Linked DNA regions of Mus musculus: all the other regions are linked to region 3. The links are chromatin contacts, found by POLR2A ChIA-PET in ENCODE. All regions are on one chromosome and are shown on one strand. The core of a region is the stretch at or near the end of the contact, and the rest is flanking DNA. Distances in the headings are between cores, read along the strand shown. Region 1 holds the start of Naglu (alpha-N-acetylglucosaminidase (Sanfilippo disease IIIB)). Region 2 holds the start of Plekhh3 (pleckstrin homology domain containing, family H (with MyTH4 domain) member 3). Region 3 holds the start of Stat3 (signal transducer and activator of transcription 3).

Region 1 (4,839 bases), core at 2,088-4,587, 130 kb after region 3:
CCGTCCTATTATCTCCCCTAAACAATAACACTAATCCGGGACCAGGCGTTGTAATACATGAACCTATGGGGGCCATTTCTCATTCAAACCACCACAGTATAGAATCTGAATCATGGAAGTAAAGGGAGAGGACTAAGACTTCCTCGGAAAGAAATGGCTCCTCAGTGGGGCTGATCAGAGTCGGGGGAGAGCAGAGTCCTTAGCGAGGCTGAGTTCTCAGAATCCCGAAGCTTCCGGTTTCCTCCAGCCCGCTGAAGATGGGATGGCCTGGGCTGGAATGTGTGGAAAGTTAGGGGTGAGGAGCAGGCTCCGTTGGGCCTGTTTCTAAGGGGCGTGTTCTTTTTCCTCTACAATTTCCAGACGCCATCCTGAGATCCTGGAACAAGCTTTAGAGATGGCAGCCGCAGGTCTCCTGGAAGCAATGACCCACCTGCAGGGGCAGCGCTCAGCCTGCCCAAATCATGTGCTGGGTGTAGGCTGCCCCCTGGTGGCCACACAGGGAAAGAATGTCTCATTCTTCACACCAAATGGTTAATTAAGGTTGTAGCAGGCTTTTCAGGGCAGGGCAGAAAGAATTCTGGGATTGTTCTGGAGTGCAAAGGCAGAGGGACAGGATGGTCAGAGACAAAAACCAAACAACAACAACAAACCAGAGCTGGAGAACAAACTGAGACCCAGCCAGCTTACTTCACACATTAGTGAAAGAGTGGTAACAGCTGTCACACACTAGAAGGCTCAAAAGGTACTCAAGGCAGATGGTGAAAGTGAGTTGTATCTGTGCCAGCACCCAGGAAGCAGTGGCAAGAGAACTAGCAAATTTGAGGTCAACTTCATCTACATAGAAACTTCCAGGCAAGCAGGTCTATTTAATGAAATCAAAAAAGGAAAAAGAAAAAAAAAAAGAAAGAAAAGAAAAGAAGAAACAAACAGGGGCAAAACCAACAGCAACAAAACCCCATGGCACACTTTTTGGTTTTTGGTTTTTATTTTGTTTTTCGAGACAGGGTTTCACTGGGTACTCCTTGCTGTCCTGGAACTTGCTCTGGCTGGCCTGGATCTCAGAGATCCGCCTGTCTCTGCCTCTTGAGTGCTGGTATTAAGGGCGACCACCATTGCTGCCCAGCTAGTGACACATGCTCTCAATCTCAACACTTGGGAAGCAGAGCTCTGTGGAATCAAAGCCAGCCTGTACACAGTGGTACCCAGAGCTGCTTGGTGACACCTTGTCTCAAAAAAAAAAAATGGTGTGGGAGTGGAGTGACTAAAGAAGAGATGGTTTAATATTTAAGAGCACTGGCTGCTCATCTTCCAGAGAACCTGGAATCTATTCCTGGCACCCACATGGTGCCTCACAAGCCTCTGTAATTCAGGTCCCAGAGGATCTGTAGCCCTTTTCTGGCCTTGCAGTCATTTGTGGTATATAGACATATATATACGGGGACAACACACCCATAGACAGTTAGTTAGTTAATTCGTTCATTAGTACCCCACTCTAGTGCACCTGTGCACATGCCGTGACTGGTATGTGGAGGTCAGAGGACAACTTCTAAGGATCATTTTCCTTCCTCCTCTTCCTTCCCCTGGGTCCCAGGGACTAAATTCGGGTTGTCAGGTTTTGTGGCAAGTGCATTTGTCTGCTGAGCCATCTCACTCTGCCCCCACCACCACCACCATTTTTTTGAGGTTTGCTCTTGTTCATACTGGTCTTAAACTCCTTGGCTCAAACTACTGTCAGCACACAAGTCCATAAAGCTACCACAATTCCCCTGTTCTAAGAAAAAAAAATAGGTGTACCTATAATCACAGGAATTTGAGATTCTGGGGCAGGAAGTTTACTTTGGCTTCGAGGTCAACCCAGTCTATAGAATGAGATTTTGTCTCAAAACAACAAGAAGAAATTAGAAAATGAATTGGTAAAGGAACATCGATTTGTCTATAGTTTGGTCTGAAGTCAAAATTTCTGGTTTCTTTGAAGACTCCTTTGTGTCATGTAATGTTTTTCTAAAAACTGTCTTATGAGAGATGTTTTGGCTAAAGCAGACCCATGAAAAGATGATTTGCTAAGAATAGACACATGATGTTCTTCTAGAGACAGCCTAAAAGGGGGGGGGGTGGATATGATGTTTTACCAGAGCATATACTTGAGAAAACACATGATGTTTCTTTTAAAAAGACATAAATATAGCCCAAGGGACAGTAGACACTGCCAGATGGTGTTGGTTCACCTTGCCATTCTTTGTTGGTTATCATTTGTCATCACTTCATAGAAGGAAACGCACCAGGTAACTTCTAACAGCTTTATGACAATGGGTAAGTCTTTTTTTTTTTTTTTTTTTTTTGAACGTACTGAACACGAGTTTTCCTTTGAAATGCATTAATTTAACAGACCACCAGCTTCCAGCATCCTGGAAGCTAAGAATGTTATCTGAAGCCTGCAACTGATTCCCAGATTCACTATAACCCACTTCTGATGTCTCCACCAATCTATTCAAAAAAGTGTTTTGATATGTGCTCCATTACTATAAAAACTTCAAATTATTTCCACATTGGAACATGGAAACTGGGTTGACCTAAAACTGTTCCAGGGCCATGGTCATTCATATTGGGCTTCAGAATAAGCTCTCAGTCCTTTTGAAGCGAGAGTTGTGGGTTTTGCTGTCAATAGAGGACAATCTCGGGTGTTACCTTCTACCTTAAGATAAGGTCTCTTCCCCATCTGTCACTTTATACATCAGGGCAGCTGTCTCCAGCGCTCATCTCCCGGGAGCACTGGGATTGCAGCCTCCCAATGCTGGGACAGCTTTATGTGGATTCTGCCAATTCAAATGAATGTCCTCAGGTGCAAGCGCTTTATCCACTGAGCTATCTTCTCACCCAGAGAAATCCTTATTTGGTTTCCAGATCTTTAGCCAGAAATGACAACTGAGACTTCTCTAATATAAACAACAGTCTGATACGAAATAAAATCCAAATACACATTTATTAGATGAGGGGTTAGAATATAGCTTAGTGGTAGAGCCAAGTCTTGGCTGGCTTCAATTCTCGTCGCTTAAAAGAGTGGCTAGATATTTGGAAGGGAAGTGACTTGCGGAAGAAAGAGGGCCGAATCTGAAAGGGCTTGGGCATGCGCAGCGTCTCATCGGGCCGAGGATGTTTCATAGGGTCACGCACCCTCCAGCCACGAGCGCGGTCAGCAGACCCTGACCAGTGTCTGAGTCCGGAAACCAGGTTCTCCGGGCGGGTAGCAGGAGCCAACCTTCAGGTCACGTGGCCCGAGGTCGGCAGCCGATTGGATGCTGGCAGCCCTGCCCCGCGGGCCCGGAGCTTGGTATTGGTTGTGAGGGGGCAGCGGCCGCGCGGTTGGCATCATGGAAGCCGCGGGGCTGGCCGTGATTCTGGGGTTCCTACTCCTGGCTGGGGGCTCTGTGGGTGATGAGGCTCGGGAGGCAAAGGCCGTGCGGGAACTGGTGGTCCGGCTACTGGGACCCGGGCCGGCGGCCAATTTCTTGGTGTCCGTGGAGCGCGCGCTGGCGGACGAGTCGGGCCTGGACACCTACAGCCTGAGCGGCGGCGGCGGGGTGCCAGTGCTTGTGCGCGGCTCCACGGGCGTGGCGGCAGCCGCGGGGCTGCACCGCTACCTGCGTGACTTCTGTGGCTGTCAGGTGGCCTGGTCCAGCGCTCAGCTGCACCTGCCGTGGCCGCTGCCCGCTGTGCCCGACGGGCTGACCGAAACCACGCCCAACAGGTATTGATGCTGTGGGTCCCAGACGGCTGGGGCAGCTGCCTGCAGCCTCGGGACAGCCACCGTTGGTGAGGACCAGCACACCTAAGTCGGGGCTGCAGCTACAGACTCGCCTGGAGACTGAGAAGGAAGTGCTGGCTCGGGGATCTGTGCCTTCAAATCTTGGCTCCCCTCTAGCTGTATATTCTTGAGCCAAATCATTTAGCTTCCCAGCCCCCACTGCTGGAAATAATGACAAACTATAGGAACTGTGAGCCCTCTTCATGAGAGAGACCAATTTTGCCTTATGGCACTGACACCCTAAGACACCACAGGATGCACAGCAGGAGCTCTGGGCATGTTGAATAAAAATGAAGTTATGTATTCACAATAGCTACTAGCTAGGGAGGTCTGCGGGAAGTTCCAGCTTCACCCGAGGTGGATTTGGAATGAGCAGGAGAGGAGGCACATTGAAACCTTTGCCCACTGTCCTGTATGCGTACTGTGTTGGGGTTAGTAGCTGCCTCTGGCTGCCTCTGAAGTGTTCCAGAGGGGTGAGTGAGGCATCCCATATGTCCCCAATAATGTGCCCCTACCCGCAGGTACCGCTATTACCAGAATGTGTGCACGCACAGCTACTCCTTCGTGTGGTGGGACTGGGCCCGTTGGGAGCAAGAGATTGACTGGATGGCACTGAATGGCATCAACCTGGCTCTGGCTTGGAATGGCCAGGAGGCCATCTGGCAAAGGGTTTGTGCCAACCTGGCCCCTCACACTCTCCTGCCTGCCTTACATACACCCCTGCCCCTGGGAAACCGAGGCCTTCCAGGGTGGGACAAAGTATCTGGCAGTATATGTCTGTAATCCCAGGACTCAGGTAGAGGCAGGAAGATTCAAGATTGAGTTCCAAGGCAGGAACTCAATCAGGGCAGGTACCTGGAGGCAGGAACTGAAGCAGAGACTTTGGAGCAACACTGCTTGCTTCCTGACTTGGTCAGTCTTTCTTATATACCCAGAACCACCTGCTCAGGGATGGCACAGCCCCCAATAGGCTGAGCCCTTCCATATCAGTCACCAGTCAAGAAAGTGCCCCCACAGGATTGCCTTCAAGCCAATCG
Region 2 (4,815 bases), core at 917-3,416, 230 kb after region 3:
GACTGGGCAAGGGTGGTTTACAGGGTTGACTGAAGGGGAAGAGGGACTCTTTTATAGAAGATGTTCTCTAAGAGCTTTGTGTGTTACTCTGCAAATGTCCCGGAGGAAATGGACACACTACCCCCTTGCCGGGGCTCAGGAGGACAAGAGGCTGCTAAGCGCATACTCTTCAGACCAAGGGTGGTTTGGAATTTTGCCCTTCTCATACACAAACCCCTGCTTAGGAACTTCAATTGTAACCTGGGGTCTGAGGTTGGTCAAAATCAACCCGGAGCCAAGCTAGCTAGACAGGAACTGTGCCATGGTCCCATTGCGCCCAGGCTGCTAAAGCCAGGAGGAGGGTTGGGGGAGGAGGACCAGGGACACCTGTCCCTGAGCTCCTAGGAGGGGGTGGAGGTGGGGCACGAGGGAGGCCATGGCCTATCTGACAGGGATCCTATCCATGCGGGAAACTTGGGGACTCCCAGGTCCCACTCTTTCCCTGGGAGCCTACCCGTTTCTTTTCTGGAGGTTCTGAGTGGGGCTATCCACCCCTCTACCAGAGGGCAGGTACTGATCCCACCCCACCCCACCCCCCACAACTCCCCTAATCTCAGTCCCTTGCTTCCCTCCTCCTCCCCTCTATATTTATCTGCCCTCTGCCTCGCCAGGTGCTGGCGCCTGCACTGGCTGCGGTGCCGCCCGCCCCACCCAGGAATGGAGCCACCGGACTTGCTGGGGACCCCTGAGCGGGGTTGGGGGGAAATGGGAGCTGGACCCAGGCCACAGCACACAGAAGCCTGGTTGCCTCTGGTGGGTAAGGACGTGAGAGAGGTCTCCTCGAAAGATGGAGGTCTTACACACCAACTGTGCCTGAGTGTCTCTCTCCCAAAGGAGATTTGATTAAAAAAAATTTTCAGCCACCAAGTCACCCTCACCCATTCCCTCTGGTTTCCCAGGAACCTCACCAGAGAAGGCAGAGAGTTCTGTCTTAAGTGGCGGAATAATGAGAAGTCCTCAAAGGGCCATCGTCCCGAGCCTTTTCTTTGTGGGGTCCCTGATGCAGACCCCAATTCTAGGATGTCTTTTTGCCCTCGCCCAGGATACTGCGGTGGGAGCTCCCGCATCTGGCCCCAGTGCTCTTGAACTGAGAGCAGAGCGAACCCAGGCGTTCCAGCCGCCCAGCCGGCCTCGCCACATTCCTTGGCTCTGGCGGAGGCGGAAGGAGACGGGATGGGACGCGGGCCCGGCAGGGAAGGGAGAGGCAGGGCCAGGTTGGGCCACGCGTGACGCCTCCTCTGCCTCAGGGCCCCCAGCAGGTGGACAGCGCCTTGTGTGCAGCGCGAAGCCCACAGGCGCATCCCTAGTAGGGCTACTTGCCCCTGGAGCTCCCGGGGCTCTGGCCCTCAGACAAGAATCTCCCCCACATTTGCAGTTGGCCAAGAGGACTGCGTTTGGCCCAAGTATGGAGCAGGCTCAGGCGTGACGGCCGGTTGTAGTGAGAAAGATTGAACTCGGTTCTAAATCCCTGTAGACTTACCCTCCCGCCGCCCGCTGGACTCGGGGTCCTTAGCTCAAAGGTCTCGTCGTCCTCGTCTTCGTCCCCGTCCCCGCTAAGCTCGCCGTCCCCGTAGTCCCGGTGCAGAAGAGTGAAGCCTCGACGGCAGCAGAGAAGCCACCACAATCCCCCGGGGAGAGGCATCCGGGCGAGCAGCCTGGGAATGGGGGCGCAGGCAGTGTTGCCTGAGCAGCAGGGAATCTGAGAAACTGGAGGTACTCCGACCCGAACTGGGTAGAGAAGAGGTGTGACGAGAGGAAAGAAGGGGGCCGGAAGGAGGCAGTGTCCAGCGCTGAGGTGCAAAAGGACTATCACCAGAGCCCGCTGGGGGCTCGCTGTCTGGGCCCGGGCAGAGGAGGGGGGAGATAGCGTCCAGGGCCGGGGGAAGGGAGCCGGGAGCAATGTCCGGAGCTGGGAAGTAGTGTTCGTTGTAGTGTCCAGCTCTGTAGGAGCAGTGTCTGGTGCAGCAATCGTGGTGGGCGGTTGTCCAAGCTCCAAGGAGGGTGGTGTCCGGTAGGGCGTCCGGTGGCCGGGGCCCGGGCGGCGCGCGCTGCGCTCCCTGCAGCCCCGGGACTGGCGCGTTGGGGGCGCGGGCAGAGTTCCCAGACCCCGCCTCCCTCTCTGCCCCCCCTCCTTCCCTCCGCCTTCCCTGTTCTTTTTCTCCTCCCTTCTTCACAGGGTAGGGTCTACGTTGCGTCACAGCCTCCTCTGCCCAATCATTGTTCCTGGCGCCGGTCAGGGAGACCAATCCCAAGCTTGAAACCGCGGCGGGTTGCATCATGTGTCTCTGGCTGAGTGACAGTAGGGAGGGGCGGGGGGGGGGGGGACTGGGGAGGGAGCTTCTGAGGTCGGACACGGGGTGTCTGTGGCGTCACGTAGGACCGCCTTCGTGCTCTTGTTTTAACTCTTGGCTCACCAAGCAGCAAATTAAAAAACCCTTTTCGAAGGTCTGGAAAAGGAAGGGCATAAAGCTGGAAGGAAGCTAGGCTATTGACCTGTGATTACCTGTCACATCTTGGAATCCCTACAAAGAGCCTTACTACCTTCAAGGCATTCCACACCTGCGTGTGAGAGAGTTAGCTAGCTGCAAAGGCAGCTCCATCCTTGGAGTTAAAAGGGTCCAGATTTAGATCTTAGCCACCTCCACTTTTGAGATGAAAAAGCTGAGAAAGGAACTCCTGGAAGCCTCAGACAAAGATCTGAAATAAAAGTGAATTTACAGGGCATTGAACTGGAATGGGGAGAGTGGTTTGGCATGCTCGGGGATTCTGTGGTTTAAGAAAATCAATAGATCAGAGGCCTCTCAGGGCGACTATGCTGCATTTCTGAACAAGAAGGGGTTAACAAGGGCGCTAAAGAATACAGGGCGGGGTTCGCGCTACAGCTTAGACAGTGGGAGCGCGCACATACTCGAGCGCGTTGCTGACTCAGCGGCGATTCCCGCGGTTACGGGCGGAGGGTTCCAGGTCCGCTCCGGTGGGTAGTGTGCGCCTCTTGGAGGATCTGCGCAGTTTTCGAGCTTCTCCTCGTTTCTGACTCCAAGAGGCCAAATTTTTAAGTCTTTTACACCGCCAGAGGCTCTAGGACACACGACTAGCCGGGCTGGGCTAGGCTAGGCTGGACGAAGTGCAGACTTCAGGCCAACGCCTCCCTAGGGACGCCACGCCCTTTTTGCCCCTAGACTCCAGGCTGGAGCGGTGGTCTGACTTTGCTGACCGAATTCTAAACTGGGAAGAACTGTCTCATTGGAGCACAATCCTGGCAGTTGTGCAAAGCAAGGACCAGAAATCAATGCACCATCTCTAGAAGCCATCCTTATGGTACTTCCAGATTGAAGTGGTGTATGCTGAGATTTCTGAGGGCCAGACCACAACTATAACCTCCCTTCCTCTTCAAGATCCTAGACACTTGCCTGCTGGAGAGTTCTGTCTGATATCTAACCTCCCCTTTCCTGGCAAGCTATGCTCATTTCCTTTGGCTTGATCCCCGAGGGGAAATAATCAGAGTGGGCAAGCGCCCCACACTCTGAGCTCAGGCCCAGTAACACCTCTCGGAAAATTTGCAAATTGCAATCCCCCTCATTCATATATATATATATATATATATATATATATATATATATATATATCCTAGGTAGAAAAGTCCACCTTGACATTTTTCTATTTCTTCTTAGGCAGGATATTGTTATTATTATTGATCTTCCTGTCTCAACCTCTGGAGTGGCTGGGGCTACAGGTATCCAGTCCACACACCATCAGACTCAACTTTTTAATTAGCGTTTTTCTTTGCACAGCAGGACTTTAGAAGGGATCCAAAAACCTACCCCAAACTAGAATCTCTTGCCTCCAGCCTCTACCAGACCCACGCACGTACAGCTGGGGACAGCATCACCCCATACATTTCACACGCTGGGATCTAGGTACTTGCTAAAGCAGCCACTACTGGATAGCGATAGGGTTATTAGAAAGCCCTTTCTTACACTGACTCCCGAGGAGAAACCCCGCCCCTCCTCACCTGGCAGCTTTCCCACCTCACCTCGGTTGGCAGAGACCGAGTGAAGCATAGGGCGTGTCAGTACTCAAAGCTTTAGCCGACTCAGCAACCCCTGTCCCTTCACACCTCCCACTGAGACGCAAGCAGGGGCGTGGGGTGTAACCCACTGTCTTGGCCTTGCTGCAACCAAAGCTGGTAATTCAAAAATAGTAACAGTAGTTGGGTTGCATCTCATTTGCACAGAATCAATTTAATTAAGCGCAGAGGCAATCTCTTTAGATCCTGAAGTCTTTCTCAACGTCCCCCTACTTACTCCCCTTTCTATTACCCTCCCTGGGATTGTTTCTTTAGCCCTCCCCCTTCTCTGGAATTGTAGCCCTAGTTGTCCCAAGAGAGACTGTGGGTCTCAGTAGGAGCAGAGCAGGAAGAAAGGCGGAGTCGACGGGGGCAGCGGCCACGAGGGTTGGGCTTCGGGCTGCATCCTCCGCCCTGGAGCAGCCTCCGCAGGTCCCGGCGGAAACGCAGGCCCAAAAAGGCATAAAGCACCGGATTGAGGCTGCAACGGACCAGGGTCAAGCCGCCGGTGACCAGCAAAGCTAGATCCTTGCGCTTGCTGGAGGAGCAGCTCCGCTCGCGGGCTGCCAGTAGATCGGCTGTATCCAGCAGCAGGGCAAGGCTGTAGGGCAACTGCAGCACCACGAAGGCCACCACCAAAGCCACCACGACGCGCAGTGCACGCCGCCGCTCTGGCCCCCTGGCGGCCAGAAGCGTGCGGCCCAGGAGCG
Region 3 (4,981 bases), core at 1,681-4,180:
GCTTGTTAGCAACCTAGGTTTCGTCCCCAGAAAGGGAGAAAAGGAGAGTAAAAGGGAGGGAAACTGAGGGAAAGAAGAGAGCAGGGAGGGACAGAAGGCACAGGTGTAAGTAATAATGCCTTGCTCTCCTTAATGACATCAACGTGTTGTATTAGACAATAAAGCATTTATCAAGTTGCTCCAACAGCCTGCAAATCTACACACAAGATGTCACTCTCCCTAGCACTTTTCACAATGTCAGAGAGGTTAAGTATTCTCTGAGCTGTACACCATCACCATCTCTTAGAAAACATCAGCTAAAAGGCTTCTGGGCTTGGGCATCAAGGAAGGTGCTCACTACCTCCGCGCCCTTCTCACATTTGGATGTCAAGACAAAAGAAAAAGGAACTTTCTACAGACAGAAACGACCACTGACCACAAGGCTCTCCGGCTGAAATGTCATTGAGGTCACAGCCGCCCTTTAGCTAAAATTTGCCTAAACATCTCCATTAAAAAAATAGCTGAAGTTTGACAGTAAATTATGCTAACAGGAGAGGGAGAGAGGGGGAAGGGGGAGGGGAAAGGAGAGAGGGGGGAGAGGGAGGAGAGAGGGTGAGACACAGAACAGTTACTTTGGCTTTCAGCTGCCAATGTTTCATTATTCAGATTTTCTCTGATACTTCTCAACAGGGAACATACTCACTCTAAATTGAAACTGAATACTTAAGCATGGACCAAGAAATATGTAAAAGGCAGACGTTAAACCATTGTAACTCACGATGCCTTAAGGCAAGTGTCTAGGCCTATTGGCCTCAATTTCCTTATCTACAAAATGAGGTTAGCATTCAGTGAGCCACCTAGCTATCTCTCAGCCCCTATCGAGAGCCTCATAACTGAGGATTATCTCTAAGTGGTTATTTGTCCCGATGAACTACAGATGAAAATAAAAGATTCATGAATCTGCTAATGGTTCTTTGTGGGGAGTGTGCTAACACTAAGAACAAACACTCCAACATTTTCATTATTATTATTCCAGATTCTCTTCCCAGTGGTTCTCCCCAAAAGCCCTAGGTTTGATTCCCAGGACCCAGGTGGTGGATCACAACCATCTGTCACTAGTTCCAGAAGCTCTGATGTCCTCTTCTGGCCACCTAGGGCACTGGGCACACACTGGCACAGACGTGCATGCAGGCAAAACACTCATACACATAGAACAAAGATAAATAAAGTCTAAAACTAAAAAAAAATTAAAAGATCCCGCTTAGTGTTCTGGTCCGGCACATGCAATAATGAAACAAACATGTTTCCTCAAGGAACATAGACATTATTTAATATAAAAAGAGAAAAAATGGCTGGCTCAAATCCTAACAGTCTAATTCCACATTAAAAAGAAGATAGAAGTGATTTATTGCTTTAATATATTCACGTCCATGCTGCACCTACACTGACAGCCCAACATTCACAATGCATACACAAATAAGCACTGTAGTAAACAGCAGGTATAAACTACACACACTCTGAATAAGGAAACTGAATAAGCACTGACAGTACCCATACACACATCAATTGATACAACCGAGGGATGTGGACCAGGTATGAAAAAAGTGACTTGAGCAACAGTCTGGATTTTGCCAACTTACCAATTTATAGCCACACACCCCCCAACAGGTAAAGTTTACACACAGAACTCAGCCAAGGCCAGCCTGTCTTTGTTTCCCTAGCTTCTGCTTTTACACAAGAGCTTGGCTATGAGACAGAAAACTCCCACTCTTGATTGGCTCACCCTGGCCTGTGCAATTAAGCAACACCACGATCCAGTAAATGCAATGGCTCAATTATTTATCGTCTCGTCGAGTTTACCAGGTGTTTATGAGAGAACAATGTCAAAGAGGAAAGAGGTTTGTTGCTCTTTAGAGCTGGTTTGGCCAGGGATTTATTTTGAATTGGGAAAAAAAAAAGTGTTCTTAACAAGGTGGGGGAAATCATAGCTTAACACAGAAAGAGATGGGAGAGAATTTAGAAAGGATACAAGTTTGTCAATTTTCTATAGGAAATCTGATTCTTAAGAAAAAAATCTAGCCAGTCCCAGAGGCTGGGGGGGGGGGGGGAGGGGGAGGGGGAGGGGCGGAGAGGCAGGAGGAGAGACACAACAGTTCCCACCTCCTAAGTGGGTACAGCTGACTACAGAAGGAACGGGAGCAAGGCAAAGAAAGTGGCTAGGCAAGGAACGGCCAGGCCCAGCACAGGGGCAGGAAGGAGGCTCCTTCTAACGCCTCCACCCCAATGATCTCCACCTGAGTGGCAGTGGCTCTGGTGGCCCGAACGTCCCTAGCCTCCGGGAGCAGTCACAGGAGGGCCGCTTCTGTCAGTTCTGTTACCCTCAGCCTAGAATGTCCTCCCCCCCACGGTCCTACACCCCCCAGAACTCCCCACTCTCTCTCCGCATCTCCCCCTCGAAACTTACAGCGTCCCTTCCTTTCCCAGGCTGGTTCCTGTCATCCGGACGTCAGTGCCGCCGGGACGACCCTGTGTGTCTCCTCCTATCCTCCTGCCCCATGTAAGTGTCCATTCACAGCTCTAAGCACCCCCACAGCTGACGAACCGTGGGGTCCCCCATGCCGTCCCCCGTGCCGTCGGGGAGGTGGCCCCACCCTGCACCCCCTTCACCTGTCTCCGGGGCTGAGGCCCGACTGGCCGGCCTGCGCTGACTCCAGGCGCGAGCTGCTGGGCTCCCGAGGGCCGCCTGGCCTCTCCTAGCCGACGCGGTCAGGCGACACCGAGCGGGGTTGTACCTCAGCGATCCGGTTAGGGCTCGTTCCCTCCGCCGCGACGTCGGAACCCCAGGTTCCCCCTCCCTGTCTACACTGCAGCTCCGGAAACCGCTGAATTACAGCCCCTCCAGCCAATCCCCACCCAGCCGCCACTGGCCAAGACACGCCTCCATGCATAATTAAGGAATGGCCAGCTGGCTAGGCCACCCTGAGGCCTCCGGGCGAGCGCTGTACTTCCTAAGCCCCGCCCACTAACCAATGAAAAACGCCTCTAGGAGAGAAGGCGGGGTCGAGAGCTCTGGGCACACCTCCCTGAGTTGGCTGTTCTGAGAGCTTTGTGCTCCTCCCTCCGCGACCAAGGGACGCGCAGAGGCCTAGCTTACAAAAAAGCCCGGGGGGAGGGAGGAGACATTAGCGGAATGTCCTGCTGAAAACTCAGCTGAGTTCCTGGCAGTGCGTGACGTCAAGACACTTTAAATGCCCTGATACGGCTCGCTTCTGCCCGCTCTCCCTTTTCCCGGCCCTTGGCACCACGTGGGGGCGAGTTTGTGAGCTCCTTACCACGTGGGAATCAGCCACTTAGGCGGTCCCCAGGTGTCACCCCACTTAAGCATTTGGGTTTGTGGAGACATCAAAAAAGAACATGGGCAACTCCTGGCTGCTCTGAACTTCAGTTCTGCGTGATTATGGGCATACACCCGGAAATATGACGTGGAAATAGAGTAATTACTAGATTGCGTGGGGGAGAATAGTGGCTATAACCCGGTTCTCTGTTCCACCATTTCAAACCTGAATCTCAACAGCAAGGCTGATTGGTCAGCTCACAGAAATGCAGAGAGCCTATGCATGACAGCTGACACGAATACACAGTACTTGCCATTTCCACGTGTGTCTGAGTTCTTTTTTTTTTAAACTGTTATACTGGGTCTTGAAATTCTGAAAGATAGTTTTGACCAACTTGTTTCCATTAAAAGGTACTTATTTTAGGAGCTAGAGGGATGCCTAAGTTAAGGGGACTGCCAGGCTGATCCTGGTAAAAATTCAAGTTCAAGTTCCAGCATCCCACAAGATGGCTCTTAGCCATTTGTAACTCCACTCTGGGGTCTGGGGGGGGGGGGGGGATCTGAAGCCCTCCTCAGGCCTCTGCCCGCAGCAAAGACACACACCTTGTGCAGAAAAACGTGCAGACAAAATTAAATCACTTTTAATTAGGCACTTAATTTTAAGAACTGAAGCTAACACACACAGAGAGAAAGCCCATAAAATATTCTGATGATTTTAGGATTCATTGTTAACATTAACTAGTCTTTCACCATTAAACTTAAATGTCCAATTGAGACAAACCAGTTCTTCCACACTTTCCCACTACTGCTTAACTAGAGTGGCAGGAGTTAGGAGTAACATCCATTTAGTCTTTTGGGGGGGGTCTTGACGCTCTTGAAATTATCTGACCTATTTCACGTCTTGTATGTTGGGAGTACAGATTTTACTGAGTTGGAATCAGCAGTTCATGGTACGTGTATATGCTTGGCTTTCTGTCATAGAGAATGAACTCTGCGTACTGCAGTGATTTGTATGTATATGTGATGGTAGGGACTTACAAGTACACCTATTGGTGTTTGTATTGCTGGTGATTAGCACAAAGAGAGATAAAGATAAAAATCTAAAATCTACAAGGGGCTGTTACCTCTCCACAAAGATAATCCCCCAATGGTATATTTTAAAACACAGCTAATATACACAGTTCAGGAAACTTCAGGTTTTTGTTTTCTTACTAGTATCCTGTTTTCTTGAGACAGGATCTTAGGATCTCAGAGATTTTTTTCCAGCCTCTATCTCCTGAGTGAGCTGAGATTGAAAACATTCCTCCCACACCTGTGGAAGGCTGCAGATTTTTCTGTTTTTAAAGATTTGTTTATTTATATGAGTACACTGTAGCTATATACTTCAGACACACCAGAAGAGGGCGTCAGATGCCCACTACAGATGGTTGTGAGCCACAATATGGTAACTGGGAACTGAACTTAGGACCTCTGGAAGAGCAGTGCTCTTAACTACGGAGCCATCTCTCCAGCCATGTCTGTTTGTTTCTCGAGACAGGGTTTCTCTGTGTAGCTTTGGCTGACCTGAAACTCAGTTTGAAGACCAGTCTGGCTTCAAACTCTTAGAGATACACACCTGCCTCTTGCTGCCCAAGTGCTGGGATTAAAGACGTGTGCCACCACTGCCCA

What was found. ChIA-PET counts read pairs that join two places held with the same protein, here RNA polymerase II (POLR2A).
Region 1: POLR2A ChIA-PET joins it to region 3 with 14 read pairs in Patski. The contact joins the promoter of Naglu here to the promoter of Stat3 in region 3. POLR2A ChIA-PET finds 5 or more read pairs at or near these places in 4 of 5 experiments (Patski and embryonic stem cell).
Region 2: POLR2A ChIA-PET joins it to region 3 with 14 read pairs in Patski. The contact joins the promoter of Plekhh3 here to the promoter of Stat3 in region 3. POLR2A ChIA-PET finds 5 or more read pairs at or near these places in 4 of 5 experiments (Patski and embryonic stem cell).

What each region holds. Positions count from the first base shown.
Region 1 is chr11:101,066,757-101,071,595 of GRCm38, forward strand. Naglu (alpha-N-acetylglucosaminidase (Sanfilippo disease IIIB)) reads left to right here and starts at 3,338. Exons shown (of 6, transcript NM_013792.2): 1 at 3,338-3,745; 2 at 4,324-4,471. The coding sequence starts at 3,369.
Region 2 is chr11:101,169,206-101,174,020 of GRCm38, forward strand. Plekhh3 (pleckstrin homology domain containing, family H (with MyTH4 domain) member 3) reads right to left here and starts at 2,167. Exons shown (of 13, transcript NM_001346769.1): 1 at 1,520-2,167. The coding sequence starts at 1,681. Ccr10 (chemokine (C-C motif) receptor 10) reads right to left here. Exons shown (of 2, transcript NM_007721.4): 2 at 3,793-4,815. The coding sequence ends at 4,409.
Region 3 is chr11:100,936,610-100,941,590 of GRCm38, forward strand. It overlaps Stat3 (signal transducer and activator of transcription 3), which reads right to left and starts at 2,931. Exons shown (of 24, transcript NM_213659.3): 1 at 2,647-2,931. Gm46295 (a long non-coding RNA gene) reads left to right here and starts at 1,729. Exons shown (of 2, transcript XR_001780333.2): 1 at 1,729-1,877; 2 at 2,464-3,633.